Linked DNA regions of Homo sapiens: region 1 is linked to region 2. Evidence: chromatin loops called from intact Hi-C (ENCODE). Cell type or tissue: natural killer cell. All regions are shown on one strand. Each heading gives the region's core, and the rest is flanking DNA. Links, peaks and the distances in the headings are about the cores only.

Region 1 (2,922 bases), core at 335-2,834, 54 kb before region 2:
ATCAGGTATAGTGTGTGATGCGGAGGTTTGAGGTATGGTTAATCCTGTCACTCAGACAAGTGAGACAGAACCCAGTGGTTAGTTTTTCAAACCTTATTCCCCATTTCCTCCTCTCTCTAGTACTCTCCAGTGTCTATTGTGGCCATCTTTATGTCCAATGTTTAGCTCCCACATATAAGTGAGAACATGTAGTATTTGGTTTTCTGTTCCTGAGTTAATTTGCTTAAGATAATGGCTTCCAGCCACATCCAAGTTGCTGCAAAAGACATGGTGCATTTAGTGCTGCAATGAACATGCAAGTACATGTGTCCTATTTATTTTCTTTTGGATGTATACCCAGTAATGGAATTGCTGGGTTGAATGGTTAAGTTCTTTGAGAAATCTCCAAACTGCTTTCTACAATGGCTGAACTAATTTACGTTCCCACCAACAGTATATAAGCATCGCCTTCTCTCCACAGCCTTGACAGCATCTATTGTTTTTGACTTTTCATGTAATGACCCATAGGCTCAAAGTAAAGGGTCAGAGAAAGACCTATCATGCAAATGAAAAACAAAAAAGAGCAGGGGTTGCTATTCTTATGTCAGATAAAACAGGCTTTAAACGAATAACAGTAAAAAAGGACAAAAAAGGGCATTACATAATGATAAAGTTTCCAATTCAACAGGAAGACTTAGCTATCCTAAATATATATGCATCCAATATTGGAGCACCCAAACTCATAAAATAACTACTTCTAGACCTATGAAAGGACTTAGACAGCTACACAATAATAGTGGGGGACTTCAACACCCCACTGATAGTGTTAGAAAGATCACTGAGCAGAAAACTAACAAAGAAATTCTGGACTTAAACTTGACACTTGACCAATTGGACCTAATAGACACCTATAGAATACTTCATCCAGCACCCACAGAATACGCATTCTTCTCATCTGCACACAGACACAGAACATACTCCAAGATCAACCACATGCTTGGCCATAAAACACGCCTCAATAAATTAAAAAAAAATCAAAGTTATACTGACCATAATCTCAGACCACAGTGGAATAAAAACAAAAATCAATACCAAAAAGATCTCTTGAACAACACAATTCATGAAAATTAAATACCTTGCTCCTAAATGACTTTTGGGTAAACAACAAAATTAATGCAGAAATAAAAAAAATTCTTTGCAATAAGTGAAAACAGAGACACATCATACCAAAATCTCTGGGATGCAGCAAAAGCAGTGTTAAGAAGAAAGTTTATAGTGCTAAATGCGTACTTCAAAAAGTTAGAAAGATCTCAAATTAAACATCTAACATCACACCGAGAGGAACTAGGAAAACAAGGCCAGTGCCTTTACCTTGTAGCCCCAAAGAAGTCTGACCTCAAGAATTGGAATGTAGGATTTTTGAGGGAAACGGTGAGCCTGAAAGCAGTTAGGAAGTAACCTAATTCTCTAGCCACTCACAGAGGGTGCAAAATCTCAGACCAGCAAACAAGGCAGGGCAGAAAGGCACACACTATATATCAACAGGCCATGGATGGTCGTCACCATTCAGACTCTCCAATATTCCTTGTTAACAAGCTGAAATCAGATGATCCTCATTTTCACTTGAGCCCAGGGTTATAATTTCTTGGAAAGTGCAAAGGGAGGCAAACTATAATGGGAAGGAAGAGCAAGTCAACATGAATCTGAGGAAGGGGAATGCTTTTCATTCTGGTTTTTGAACAGGTGGTGGTCAGAGCTGGCAGAAAGCCCAGGATATGTCAGCAGTCCCGGAAAAGAGATGTTCTTGTTGTAAATCTCATGTTGATTCTTGCCCCTCCCTCTCCACCTCCCACTCTTACACATGCTCACGCTTCTTAGTAAGTACACTGGAGCTACCTCCCCCATGCCCCACAGCACATTGTACCTCTGCTAGCACAGGGATCACGTTCTGACTTACAGTGGTTGTGGGTGTCTCTGTCTCTTTCTCTCAAAACAAACATATTGGAGTTTCTCACTCATCGACATTTCTGCACCAGTGCCTGCAGACAGTTTTCCTCACTGTGAGGACTCTAAATACTTTCATTTACTGGAATTAGATTTACCCTTTTGGCTAAGGTGTCATATGGACAGGGGAATTACCAAGTCCAAGAGTAGTTTTGGCTTCCTGATGGGAAAGAGTTGTTGTATAACAGGAATCCTACCTAGGCCTCCTATTGCTCATTCCCAAGACAATTTCTTAGGCCCATCTTTGTCTTCCCAAATTGCCCTTATTTTTTGCCACTGCCAAGGCCCTATGGTCTCAGCTGGCTTCTCTCTCCTTTTAGGCCATTCTCCTTGCTTTGTCCCTTGGTACGCTTTAAACTTAACAGTTCCCTAAGACTGGTTCCAGAGCAAGGTCCTGCTTCCCTGCTATGTCTCATAGAGAAGTGAAACCTCTCTTGCTGCTTTTCACAGGGGAGAGAGACTGGGTCAAAAACAAAACAGAGAATCATACAAAGCTGTTCTTTAATTCCTGACTCCCTCATAAGACAGACTAGAAACTCTGGTGAAGTCTGTGATTTGCTCTTATCCATGAGGATGAGACTCTCTCAACTCCCTTCTTAAATACAGGCTGGAGGATAAAACTGAGGTCCTGCAGTTTGCATAATAGCTGACATCTATTGAGAATCTACTGACTACTAGGAACTATATAAGTTGTGTACATACTATTTTGTTTACTTTTTCAATTAACCACATGAGATAAATACTATTGTAGTTGCATTTTGTCAATACAGTAACTGAGCCTTAAAGAGATTAAGTTACATGTTCAAAATCCCCTAGCCATGAACTGATGGACTAGGGTTTATATCTTATTCGAAAAACAATAGTATTAACTAATGGTTACTCAAAAAGGATGTCTTTTAAATTCCAGTGAGAAGTTTGCATCTTTGAGAATGTTAGGAT
Region 2 (2,922 bases), core at 89-2,588:
TTCAAGATTTTTTTGGTCTTTTTTTTAAAAAAACTAATTGTAGGAAGTATTTTTTTCTGGATATAAATTTTTTTTTCTCATATGTGTAGCAAATATTTCTTCCTAATGGTGTCTTGTATTTTGCCCTGTTTATACATCTTTAAATGAGCAGAAGTTGTTAATTTAAATGTCATTAAATTTATCAATCTTTTTCTTTAGGGTTTTAGTTTTTGTGTGTTTGTTAGTCATAAAGATCTTCCATATTTTCTTCTACAAGTCTTTTATTTTTTTCCCCCACATTTCTTCATTGTTGTGAGATAGGGACCTTATTTCATTTCCCTCTGTGTGGTTGAACACTAGATCCAGAAGCACTTATTTAATTGTCTGTTCTTTCTCCACTGATCTACAATGCCTGGCCAGTTATAGATTAAGTGGGTCTGTGTCCACACTCTTTCTCTGCTCCATGGGTCAGTTTGCCTATTCCTTCCTGATAGCACACTGTCTTAATTACCTGCCTTTAAACCAAGTGTTAATCTCTACCTATCTTCTAGGGTATGACCTGTCCTTCTCCTCTCTCCATCTAACTCGGTAGAATTGTATACTCCTGACACTTTATTTTTAAGTAGAAAAGTATTTTAATCTGTCACTGGCCATACAGCCAAAAGTGAATGTGCCACCTCTCCCTTTTTTCAAGGACTCTTTATCTTACAGAGTTGTTTTGAAAATCACAGAAGACATAATGAATGGAAAGGGTACTAGAGAAAAAGAAAACAGTCTTCAGTAATTTCTAGGATTAGGGAATTTTCCTTTCTTTTAAATCATTCTCTTTACTCTTCAGGTTTATTTTTCTCATCAGCTCATTGTCTCAATACATGTAATATCTCAGCTGATCTGTGAAATGAATTCAAAACTTTCAGACTGAAAGTGTAGATGCAGGAATACACTTTAAAGGTGCAACTTCCTGTGGCTGCTCATTTTTATTCTCTGCTTCTTGGACAAAATAGGTTTGGTGATTACACACCAGGCCTTGGGGCTGGGAGACATGAATATCCTTGGAAAGGGTACAGGATGAGCCGAGCCTTTAGAGACAGAAATAAACCTCACCTGTGTGAGACCCTGCAGGTGCCCCCTGCCCTCCTGCACCTACCCTCTCGTGCAGTTCCTCCCCTTCACATGCCTCACAAGCTTGCCTGGGAGCAGGGGGCCCAGGTCACAGCTCCTCCTACTCTTTTCTCACTGCCGAGATCCATCCTTTAGTAGGCAGGGGGGAGTGACAGTTAAAGACTCTGTGGCTTTCTCTGCAGTCAGTTGTGGGTGTGACCAAGCGAACGGGTACTTATATATGTTAGTATATGTCATCATGGGGGAAAAGAACAATAATGCTCTACTATCACTGTGGTGGGTTTTCCTCTCACCCAACTCAGCTCTTCTATTTTAATCTATAATTGTCCCAGCCCTTGCGCCCCTTGCAAATGTCACTGCATTCTTTCCTGCCTCCCCCTCATTCTCTTCTGTGACTTTTTAAGACTTTCTATGGGGAGGGCTTTAATTTAAGGGGGCTGGATGAATGATGCAGGATGCCTCCTCGCTTCATGTTCAGGAGGGCTGAAAACCACGTTGCTCAAGTCCAGCATATTTGCCTAAAAGAAACATGTTCTGTCACAAAATATTCTACTTCCTAACTTACCATACGAAATGACATGGAAAAATTTCCCTTTTTTTGGTCCTCTCTTTCATGCTAATACCTGAAAAGGGGAAGTAGATGGAAGTAAAGCAAATTTACATGAGGCTGAGTGCACGTGATTGAGTTCATCACTCTCCACTGAGAACTCTTCCAATGTGCACTTAGACTCTGTCCCAGTATCAATCCCAAATATGGGTACAATGAGGTGAAGAAAAATATTCAGACTGATTCCTTTTGGAGAAGATGCTATATTTATTTGTTTGGAAGAAATACTTTGATAAATTGCTTGAGTTGAATTGTGAGATTCCAGGGCATGTGCAAGCAATAACACTTGCTCTTCTAATTGTAAGGGTGAGATAAAGAGTACAATGCATTTTGCTTTGAAAAGGAGGGGTGCTAAGAGAGAAAAAAGGGACCAAGAGTGACTTGATGGAAGACTGTGGGCTATATGACGTGATACCATCCTTTCATCCCCTACTTCCCTGAAAATCAGAAAAGTTACTATCTTCCAAGTTCTTGATGGGAATGAGATATATATATATTTGCAGAAATCTGAGGAGCTGAGTGTGTCTTGTCAGCACAGATATGGAGTTGAAACAGAAACAGTATATTTAGAGGTTGGAGATGGAGGCAGGAAATATGACAAGAAAGGAGGAGTCTCTAAGAATTTGCAGAAACTAGAGAGCTTGCAAAAACTAGAATTTGCAGAAACTAGGGAGGAATTTGCAGAAACTAGAGAGTTGCAGAAACCAGAGTTTGACTTTACAAAGGCTGTGGAATTTGAGGCTTTAACCTAAACCTGGAGGTCAGAGAGACAGGTTATGACCATGAGGTTGCAGGAGGAAGGTGATGTGGTTATCATAAAGAACTGCAAAGCCTCTTATCTGGTGCAATACAACTTAGCTACTTCACAGCAGCTTGATTAGGCCCATCTCCCTTTTCTGCCAACTCTTTTTGCTTGCTGACTGTTGTACTGAAACTCTGGACAACTTGCATTGTCAGTGCTTATATGTGCTAGACAAATACTGGGTGTTTAATCCTTTCAGACTCCAGGACTCAAGGAGTTCCTTGACCACAGAAAACCTTGTAAGTATGTGTGTAGCAGTGAATCTATACACAAGCCAAGGTCTTGTCTCTTGAAACCAGAACCAGTGGCCTTCATCAAATCAAGGTACTCTCTACTTATGAGAGAAGTCTATGTGCAAATTTAATTTTGAATATTATATAAATTGAATCACATTTTATATGTGCCATAAGCT

Evidence for each region. Peaks named below come from ENCODE experiments on the same cell type or tissue, not always from the same donor. Only the 100,000 strongest peaks of a DNase experiment are listed, where the experiment ranks them.
Region 1: a loop joins it to region 2, with 2.6 times the contacts of the local background. A loop is called at or near these places in 7 of 110 quality-filtered maps.

What each region holds. Positions count from the first base shown.
Region 1 is chr1:168,464,572-168,467,493 of GRCh38, forward strand. The region is part of intron 3 of LOC125312414 (a long non-coding RNA gene); the gene reads right to left. All of the region lies in intron 4 of LOC101928565 (a long non-coding RNA gene), which reads right to left. Among named protein-coding and RNA genes, the nearest start is that of XCL2, 78 kb to the right of the region's middle. In natural killer cell, for the core only: no CTCF peak of the experiment used is centred there; a DNase peak (open chromatin) is centred at 1,810; H3K27ac peaks cover 1,501 bases.
Region 2 is chr1:168,519,305-168,522,226 of GRCh38, forward strand. No RefSeq gene overlaps it. Among named protein-coding and RNA genes, the nearest start is that of XCL2, 23 kb to the right of the region's middle. In natural killer cell, for the core only: no CTCF peak of the experiment used is centred there; DNase peaks (open chromatin) are centred at 1,237 and 2,437; H3K4me3 peaks cover 501 bases; H3K27ac peaks cover 2,500 bases.